Regions from separate parts of the Homo sapiens genome. Here region 2 is linked to region 1. The links are chromatin loops, found by intact Hi-C in ENCODE. Cell type or tissue: transverse colon. All regions are shown on one strand. Each heading gives the region's core, and the rest is flanking DNA. Links, peaks and the distances in the headings are about the cores only.

Region 1 (5,383 bases), core at 238-5,237:
TTTTCTCTCAGATCCTTCACACGGCTGTTGTGAAGAGGGGTGGAAGAGAAATTTACATTCCAACCTTCAGAGACAAGTCAGCCAAATTATGCCAAGGCCTCTGTCCCTCCATCTGTCCATCCATCCGTCCATCCATTAGAGCCAGGGCAAGTAGCATAGGGCTCTGGGTGGACGGCCCCCAAGATGTGCTTTACCTCCACCGCCACTTTCTCTGCCTGGCTTACTCATTCACTGGGCAGGTATTTATCGAGGGCCCTTCTGCATACCAGGCCTCCTGCCTCAGCCTCCTGAGTAGCTGGGATTACAGGCGTGCACCACCCTGCCCGGCTAATTTTTGTATTTTCAGTAGAGATGGGGTTTCACCATGTTGGTCAGGCTGGTCTCAAACTCCTGACCTTGTGATCTGCTCGCCTCAGCCTCCCAAAGTGCTGGGACTACAGGCATGAGCCACCGTGCCTGGCCTTAGGTAGTTCTTTATAGCAATGCGAGAACATGTCCTTAGAGGACAGAGGCCATGGGAGGTTTGATGGATACTGAAGGGGAGCACCCACAGGACCACTGAGGCAGGCAGTGGCGAGACGCAGCCACAAACCAAGGCTGTGTGATGTAGCGTAAGGCTGGACAAGGCCAGGCAGTGTCCCCTCCCACTTCCGGAGGGAGTTTGGCCCTGCTGAGGCCTTGATGGCTCTGAAGCTCATCTCAGTCTTGTGACCTCCAGGACTGCGAGATAATCCATTTCTATTGTTTAAAGCCACTTAGTTTGAGGCGATTTGTTACTGCAGCCCCAGGAAACAAATACAATGATGGACAGGAATTGGTGGAGATGAAGCAGTTTCCAGAGTGGTGAACACAGTGAGGAAAAGTGTGGGGTACAATAGCGATTACCATTACTCAAGGCCTGACTGTGGCCCAAGCACAGTTTTAAGCATTTTATATACTTCCTGTTTCCCAGTAGCCTACACAATAAGTGATGTTTTACAGATGAAGAAACCGAGCTCAGAGAGGTAATGTAACCTGCCCAAGGTACACTGGCAGGAAGTAGTGTAGCTGGGACTTGAGCTCAGTTCTAATGGATTCCCAAAGCCCATGCTCTTTTCACTTTGCTCCTTGGAGGTTGGCCACTTAAGTGCCATTTGTTTATTTATTCATTCACTGTTTGTCTATTTGAATAAAAATACTGAGTTTTTATCCACTATTTGAATAAAAATACTGAGTTTTGTTAGTATTCCAAGTTGCAAATTAAAACTACATACCATTCCTTAATTTCTTAGCAAAAGTGGGACAAGTGGTAATTACTGAGCCACTTTCTGGCATCTGGCCTACTTTTTGTTGCTCTATTCTGGGCCACCACATGCCTCGTTAAAAATGGGGAACTATTTCAAAGGAAGATGGGGAGAACAAACACAGAGATGTCAGAAGCCTCTGCCACAGGGTGTGTGCCCAAACCCAGCAGTGATGGCTGCGGGTGCTGAGACTGGGACAGGTGGACAGAGACCAATACAGTTGGTGTGCAGCACCCATGGAGGAGGGCCTTGAATAGCGGGTTGGTTGAGACACGGTCCTTTGGACACAGAGCTCCAAGCCCTGTGAGCCTTTGGCAGTTTGTGAGGGAGGGGAGGGAGGAGGTGGAACCATAAGCCTCGATAAGGCACAATGGCAGTGACAGCAAATACCATAGATTAAAAACAAGTATCCTCTTCCATTTTCTTTGATAGAATAAGCATAAGTAACCCAAAGGAGGGTCAGGAAATCCCACAATAAATGACTCTGAAATGTCTGTTAATAATGAACCGTGGAAAATCAAAGCATATTCAGTTAGACTAGGAAAAATGGAACACCATGATATTTTGTATACTCCAAATTTGAGGAACAATACATAAGGGTACATGGGTAATCCCCAGTGTTGGTGAGTTACAGGGAGTAAACTGATAGAATCCTTTTGGAGATCACTCTGGTGTTTTATATTAAGTGTCTTAGTCTGTTTTGTACTAGTATTATTTGTATTAGTCCATTCTCACACTGCTATAAAGATACTACCTGAGACTGGGTAATTTATAAACAAGAGGTTTAATTGACTCACAGTTCCACATGGCTGGGGAGGCCTCAGGAAACTTACATTCACGGCAGAAGGTGAAGGGGAAGCAAGGCGTGTCTTACATAGTGGAAGGAGAGACAGAGATAGAATGCAGGGGAAACTGCCACTTTTAAATCATCAGATCTCGTGAGGCCTCCCTCACTTTCAGGAGAACAGCTTTGGGGAAACCACTCCCATGATCCAGTCACCTCCCACCAGGTCCCTCCCTCAACACGTGGGGATTAAAATTCGAGATGAGATTTGGGTGGGGACACAGAGCTGAACCATATCAACATTCAAGCTCTTTGACCCTGTAGTAATTCCAATACAAGAAGCCTAGCCCAAGGACACAATTTCATAAAGTTTATCCACAAAAGATGTTTGTTGTACTCATTGTTTAAAATAGGGGAAAACAGGAGACAGCCCAAGTGGCTAGTGTCTGGGAGCCATCATGTTTTTGCCTCAACAATTGCAACACTTCAGTCTTTTTGGGGTAGTAGTGAGGAAGCCACTTCTGCCACTCTGTCTTCCCTATATTCTTTTTTATTTTTTGAGATGGAGTTTCACTCTTGTTGCCCAGGCTGGAGTGCAATGGAGCAATCTCGGCTCACTGCAACCTCCACCTCCCGGGTTCAAGCGATTGTCCTGCCTCAGCCTCCTGAGTAGCTGGGATTATAGGCGCCCACCTCCACGCCCGGCTAATTTTGTGTTTTTAGTAGAGACAGGGTTTCTCCATGTTGGTCAGGCTGGTCTCAAACTTCCGACCTCAGGTGATCCACCTGCCTCAGCCTCCCAAATTGCTGAGATTACAGGTGTGAGCCACCGCGCCCAACCCCCCATATTCTTTATACCCCTGGGAAGAGCTGTGACTTAGCCGATGGGTGAAAACGAGCCAAGAGTGACTGCATGGAGTTGTCTGCTATCCACCTGGCCCTGCCACCTCCTGAGCATGCAGCTGGTCAGGCCATGTCTCCAGGTCTGCAGGCCCAGTCCTCCTCACATCAGTCCCCAAGTCTAGATTTAGGGAAGAAAGCATGATTTTGGCTTCAGGCTTATGCAGCACTTGAAAATCGGGCTCCATCAGCAATAAGGTAGACACTGCATTTTAATTCTTGCCAGGTGCGTAAGTCCTTCACAGAATGGTGGTGAGGAGTGAGTGACTGAACTTTCCCCAGGATGTGCCCACCCATGGTGCATTCACTGAGAACATTCAAAAGAGGTTGCCTTAGAAACCAAAGTATCACAGGGAGAGATGGGCCTCTTGGGGCAGCAGCAGCAGCTGAAGCAGGCTGACTCACAGCTGCTTCTAATATGCTAGGCTTTGTGTAAACAGGCTTTATGACACAAGTGGGCTGACTACAGTGCAATTGGAGTGTGGCATCTGAGTCACTGTGAGGCTCTAGCTGGCTTCTTCCAGCCCTGGCCATAGGGTCCCCTGTGACTGTAACCTATACAAGCAGAGCTTGGGCATGCTGGATTTGCAGAAATAACCTTAGGCAGGTATTGAATTATTGGACATTAACTTCCCCTGCATTGTGTGAAAATATAAATCTTGGTCCACAAATGCCCTTGTTCAAGACTGTATTTTCCACAATGCCATCATTTCTCACTCTGTGAGTCCTTTGGTCCCTAATTGAGATTTCCATTGCATTTCTGACCTCTGAGACTTAAGTGGTGATGAGGCACAGAGAGGAAAAGAATATCTGGTCCTCAGTCATAGGTCCAGATAGGTAATCACTGAAACATCCACTGTGCTTGTCCATGTGGCCCTGTTCAGATTTGGTGGCTACCTCAAAGTGCAGTTCTTTGAAAACTAAACTGTTATGTTAAGCCATTGACAATTTAGGATTATTATTTATTTATTTATTTTACCATGGAATGACAAACTCTCCTGACTAGAAAAGGTGGGATAAGTACATTTCCTCCCAACCCAAAATAGTAAATAGTGCCACCATGAACCTAATTGTGTTAAACTGAGTGACTGAGACCCATGAAAACTGCCATAGCCTGACCTGCACCCCAGCACGATGAATCAAGAAGAATCTCTCTTTCCTCTTCCGTTTTCTGTCTTCCTTTCCCCATGTCCCATCAAGTCTGTTCTAGTTACTGGCTGGTGGGTCTGTACTATACAATGTACTGGGTTCCATCACTATTGCTGTAGGAGTTGATTTATTTGGATTTTCAAAGTTCCATGGGCATGGGACTGTTAATATGACATTTTCATATAGCCTACTGAATCTTTAAAAAACTGGGAGATGCAAGAAATTTTGGGTTGGGTCAATGTGCTTAAGGAATGACTCCCATTCTTATGACAGCCTAGGCAGCAGCTTCCTGAGGAAACCCAAACATCTGATTGAGATCCTTTTAACTAAAACAGGGCAGGTCAAGAAATTAGGGGGAGCAGAATTTTGGATTTAAATTATGTTGGCTTTTCATTAGGTGATTTCATACTTGGGCTTTTATTTCTCCCTGGGAGTTGAATCACTGGAGAAGGTTTTGTTAATATATGGAAATTTTTATATTATTGACACTTTCTATTTGGAGTATTTTAGGCTATTATTTGGGCTCATTGCAGAACAGTGTCTTTCAAACTTTTTTCTTAAATTAGGACATGCATTATACATCATGGCAGAAGCACAATTTTTACAAAACAAAAACATCTCACAGCCTGGGCAACACAGGGAGACCCTGTCACTACAAAAAAAAAAAAAATAAAAAGATTAGCTAGGCATAGCGGTGCATGCCTGTGGTCATAGCTACTTGGGAGGCTGAGGTGGGAGGATCGCTTGAGCCTGGGAGTTCAAGGCTGCAGTGAGCCATGATGGCACCACTGCATTCCAGCTTTGATCCTGTCTCAAAAATACCAAAAACAAAAAACATCTCAGCTGGAGTTCTGAAAGCAGAGACTGGGACAAAGGCTTGTGTGCAGGCAATTTACTGGGAAAGTGACCACAGAGAGCAGGGCCAAGTGGCAGAGGGTGCAAAACACATCAGACAGACAAGCACGTGGGCTGAGTCCACCACCATCGTGGCAACCGCAGTTCAATCCCATGAGACCTTCTGAGGAGCTCATGGAATGCAGTGCAGAACTGTCTCCTCCGGGCTGAAAGAAGGATGTGTATATCCACTGATACCTCTCCCAGGTTGGGCTCCAGGCTGGTCCTGTGGGTGTTAACCCCTCTCCTTCCAGAGTGTACTATAAGAGGCACCTATGTGGATGTGGTTAAATTTGCATGAACTGTTTGGGGCATCAGTGGCTGGAGTAAGAGGTGAACAGAGAGGCTCTGAAGTGGTTGAAACAGACGTTCA
Region 2 (5,383 bases), core at 227-5,226, 55 kb after region 1:
TGGATAAATTCCTCGACACATACACTCTCCCAAGACTAAACCAGGAAGAAGTTGAATCTCTGAATAGACCAATAACAGGCTCTGAAGTTGAGCCAATAATTAATAGCTTACCAATCAAAAAAAGTCCGGAACCAGATGGATTCACAGCCGAATTCTACCATAGGTACTAGGAGGAGCTGGTACCATTCCTTCTGAAACTATTCCAATCAATAGAAAAAGAGGGAATCCTCCCTAACTCATTTTATGAAGCCAGCATCATCCTGATACCAAAGCCTGGCAGAGACACAACAAAAAAAGAGAATTTTAGACCAATATCCTTGATGAACATTGATGCAAAAATCCTCAGTAAAATACTGGCAAACCGAATCCAGCAACACATCAAAAAGGTTATCCACCATGATCAAGTGGGCTTCATCCCTGGGATGCAAGGCCGGTTCAACATATGAAAATCAATAAATGTAATCCAGCATATAAACAGAACCAATGACAAAAACCACATGATTATCTCAATAGATGCAGAAAAGTCCTTTGACAAAATTCAACAACGCTTCATGCTAAAAACTCTCAGTAAATTAGGTATTGATGGGATGTATTTCAAAATAATAAGAGCTAGCTATGACAAACCCACAGCCAATATCATACTGAATGGACAAAAACTGGAAGCATTCCCTTTGAAAACTGGCACAAGACAGGGATGCCCTCTCTCACCACTCCTATTCAACATAGTGTTGGAAGTTCTGGCCAGGGCAATCACGCAGAAGGAAATAAAGGGCATTCAATTAGGAAAAGAGGAAGTCAAATTGTCCCTGTTTGCAGATAACATGATTGTATATCTAGAAAACCCCATCGTCTCAGCCCAAAATCTCCTTAAGCTGATAACCAACTTCAGCAAAGTCTCAGAGTACAAAATCAATGTGCAAAAATCACAAGCATTCTTACACACCAATAACAAACAGAGAGCCAAATCATGAGTGAACTCCCATTCGCTATTGCTTCAAAGAGAATAAAATACCTAGGAATCCAACTTACAAGGGATGTGAAGGACCTCTTCAAGGAGAGCTACAAACCACTGCTCAATGAAATAAAAGAGGATACAAACAAATGGAAGAACATTCCATGCTCATGGGTAGGAAGAATCAATATTGTGAAAATGGCCATATTGCCCAAGGTAATTTATAGATTCAGTGCCATCCCCATCAAGCTACCAATGACTTTCTTCACAGAATTGGAAAAAAACTACTTTAAAGTTCATATGGAACCAAAAAAGAGCCCACATTACCAAGTCAATCCTAAGCCAAAAGAACAAAGCTGGAGGCATCATGCTTACCTGACTTCAAACTATACTACAAGGCTACAGTAACTAAAACAGCATGTTACTGGTACCAAAACAAAGATATAGACCAATGGAACAGAACAGAGCCCTCAGAAATAGTGCCACATATCTACAACTATCTGATCTTTGACAAACCTGACAAAAACAAGCAATGGGGAAAGGATTCCCTATTTAATAAATGGTGCTGGGAAAACTGGCCAACCATATGTAGAAAGCTGAAACTGGATCCCTTCCTTGCACCTTATACAAAAATTAATTCAAGATGGATTAAAGACTTCAATGTTTGACTTAAAACCATAAAAACCCTAGAAGAAAACCTAGGCAATACCATTCGGGACATAGGCATGGGCAAGGACTTCATGTCTAAAACACCAAAAGCAATGGCAACAAAAGCCAAAATTGACAAATGGGATCTAATTAAACTAAAGAGCTTCTGCACAGCAAAAGAAACTACCATCAGAGTGAACAGGCAACCTACAAAATGGGAGAAAATTTTTGCAACCTACTCATCTGACAAAGGGCTAATATCCAGAATCTACAATGAACTCAAACAAATTTACAAGAAAAAAACAACCCCATCAAAAAGTGGGCGAAGGATATGAACAGACCCTTCTCAAAAGAAGACATTTATGTAGCCAACAGACACATGAAAAAATGCTCATCACTGGCCATCAGAGAAATGCAAATCAAAACCACAGTGAGATACCATCTCACACCATTTAGAATGGCAATCATTAAAAAGTCAAGAAACAACAGGTGCTGGAGAGGATGTGGAGAAATAGGAACACTTTTACACTGTTGGTGGGACTGTAAACTAGTTCAACCATTGTGGAAGTCAGTGTGGCGATTCCTCAGGGATCTCGAACTAGAAATACCATTTGACCCAGCCATCCCATTACTGGGTATATACCCAAAGGATTATAAATCATGCTGCTATAAAGACACATGCACACATATGTTTATTGTGGCAGTATTCACAATAGCAAAGACTTGGAACCAACCCACATGTCCAACAATGATAGACTGGGTTAAGAAAATATGGCACATATACACCATGGAATACTAAGCAGCCATAAAAAATGATGAGTTCATGTCCTTTGTAGGGACATGGATGAAGCTGGAAACCATCATTCTCAGCAAACTGTTGCAGGGACAAAAAACCAAACACCGCATGTTCTCACTCATAGGTGGGAATTGAACAATGAGAGCACATGGACACAGGAAGGGGAACATCACACACCGGGGCCTGTTGTGAGGTGGGAGGGGAGAGGGATAGCATTAGGAGATATACCTAATGCTAAATGACGAGTTAATGGGTGCAGCACAGCAACATGGCACATGTATACCTATGTAACAAACCTGCACGTTGTGCACATGTACCCTAAAACTTAAAGTATAATAATAATAATAATAATAATAATAAAGAAACTATTTCTATTTCCTAGTAATTAAAATTGTAGGGATTTGGTACACAGATAAAAGAATGAAACCAATAGTGCAGAATAGAGGGCCTCCACACAGAACCCACTATGTGAGTAAATATTACAATGTCATATTGTCTGAGTCCTTCAGATTGGCAGAAATTAAAGAGGCTGATAGTCTGGTGTTGGTGGGTATGTGTAGTAACAGGAAGCCCCAGTAAACTGGTGGGAGTGTGATTGCTTACAACCAAGTCAGGGAGCACTATAATAGACTCCACAGTTACTTGATTCTGAGTGTGTGTGCTCTAGAAAATTTCTTGCAAATGTGCACATGGTTTGATATGCAAGGTTGGTCATTGCAGCATTGTTTTAATGGCACACAACTGCAAATACCTACATGTCTATTGATAAAGCAGCAGATAAATGTGGTATTTTCACTTGATCAAAGTTGTTACTCTGACCTGTGTGATCTGTCCCCGTCTTGAACACTTGTTGTTTCTCCAACCTCACTGCTCCTGCTCTGTCCCTGGTTCACTTTATCTTGGCCTCTTGGCATCCTCACTGTTCCTCAGACATTCCAGGCCCACTTCCACTTTGTACTTGCCCTTCCCTCTGCCTAGAATGCTTTTCCCCAGAGCGTTGGCCAGCCCCCTTATTTCTTTTCAGTCGATATTGAAAGGACTCTTCTCAGTGAAACATTCCTTGGCCTCATTACTAAAATGCCAAACACCTCACTTCCTACGCATTTCTTATCTTCTTTCCTTGCTTTACTTTTTTCTTCTTAGGACTTACCATTATCTAATACATTATATCTACTGTTTGAGTTATAGTGGCTATTGTGTGTCTTCCAGTATAATATGAGCTCCACAAGGAAAGATTTTTTTGGTGTTTGGTTCACTTCACTCTTGAATCCAGACTGTCTGACAAGCTGCCTGACACTTACTTAGCAGGCACTCATTAGTAAATAATTGTTGACTTAGTGATTGAATGAATCAAATAGTAGATTGCAGTTGAATTAGCTGGCTTATCAACATTTATGGATTTTAAAAAGTTAAATGAAAAAGTCAATAAAACATAGGCTGGAAAAATATCTATCGAGTTCATGATAGTGTTTGCTTCTGGGCAGTAAGAGAGGGAAAGGAGATTGGAGAGGGTACAAAGGAGATTTCAGCCATATCTGTATCATCAGAAATAGTTTTATTTATTTCATTTAAAAATCAGAAGCAAATATAACAAAATGTTAACAGTTAATTCTGGGTATCTGTGTATTAGTCTCTGTATTTTCCTAAATTATAAAAATATTTTTTTTTTAAGTGAAGCTTTAGATGCCAGGCATGATGGCTCACACCTGTAATCCTAGCACTTCAGGAGGCTGAGGCGGGCAGATCACTTGAAGTCAGGAGTTCCAAGACCAGCCTGGCCAACATGTGAAACCCCGTCTCTACAAAAAAATTTTAAAAAATTACTGGATGTTGTGGTGCATTCCTGTCTAGCTACTCAGGAGTCTGAGGCAGGAGAATCACTTGAACCCAGGAGATGGAGGTTACAGTGAGCTGAGATCACACCACTGCATTCCAGCCTGGGTGACAGAGTGAAACTCCATCTAAAAAATAAAAAAATAAAAATAAATAAATTTTTTTTTAAGTGGAGCTTTAAATAAGATATAGAAAGGCACATGTATTTCATACTTCATTCCTGGTTTTACGTAATTTAAAAAAAGCTAGTGCAAGTAGAATCAGAATTTGAAGGCCTTAGGGAATTTAGTCTAATTTGATACTTCCATTACTGCTCTGCGGATAGCCTTCATTAGATTAATTGTAGGAGTTTATTTTGTTTAATTTTTTTAAATGAACTTTATATTATAAATATCACATGATTAAAGAGAAAAATAGAATATAGCAAGGTATAAAGTAAAAGGGAAAAGTCAGCCTGGAGACCTTGTTTAAAAGACAGATTTCTTCGCTTTTCCCCCAAATTGTGATTCAGGTGGCCTAGGAATGTATCTAGGAGTGTGGAGATTGTAAAATTCCCCAGGTGGACTTCTGCATCCAGATTTTAGAATCATTTTTTAAATGCCTTATTTTACACATGAAGCAATTGAGTCCCAGAGAGGTAGAGTGATTTTTGCAAGGTGTCATTGCAAATAAAAGACAAAACTGGTGGTTCTGTTTGAGGGTGACCAGTTTGTTGGTATTTTCATTATGAGTCATTCTTTTGCTTGAAACAAAATCTTTGCTGATCCTTGAACCTGGTGTTTGACAGGTGCTATATCAATATTTGTAAAATGAATGAATGAATGATAGAATTCCAAATACTGAAACCCAAACCATGATACTGGTTTTCCAGAAATACTTCCTGCTATTTTAATATATTATCAATTAAGAAAAACAGTTATTAAAACTTTTTGAAGACCTGGCGCTCACTCCTGTAATCCCAGCACTTTGGGAGGGCAGGACGGGCAGATCCCTTGAGTTCAAGACCAGCCTGAGCAACATGGCAAAACCATATCTTTACAAAAAATTAGTTGGGCATGGTGGCATGTGCCTATAATCCCAGCTACTTGGGAGGCTAAGGTGGGATAATCACCTGAGCCCAGGAAGTATGAGGCTGCAGCGAGCTATGATTGCGC

The links. A loop is a pair of places that touch in the nucleus more often than their neighbours do. Peaks named below come from ENCODE experiments on the same cell type or tissue, not always from the same donor. Only the 100,000 strongest peaks of a DNase experiment are listed, where the experiment ranks them.
Region 2: it touches region 1 in a loop (7-fold over the local background); 1 of 110 quality-filtered maps calls a loop at or near these places.

Annotation. Positions count from the first base shown.
Region 1 is chr21:37,057,120-37,062,502 of GRCh38, forward strand. No RefSeq gene overlaps it. Among named protein-coding and RNA genes, the nearest start is that of PIGP, 13 kb to the right of the region's middle. In transverse colon, for the core only: a CTCF peak has its summit at 3,276; a DNase peak (open chromatin) is centred at 3,432; H3K27ac peaks cover 1,033 bases.
Region 2 is chr21:37,112,447-37,117,829 of GRCh38, forward strand. All of the region lies in intron 11 of TTC3 (tetratricopeptide repeat domain 3), which reads left to right. Among named protein-coding and RNA genes, the nearest start is that of TTC3, 42 kb to the left of the region's middle. RefSeq lists an enhancer at 4,913-5,057 and a cis regulatory region at 4,974-4,997. In transverse colon, for the core only: no CTCF peak of the experiment used is centred there; no DNase peak of the experiment used is centred there.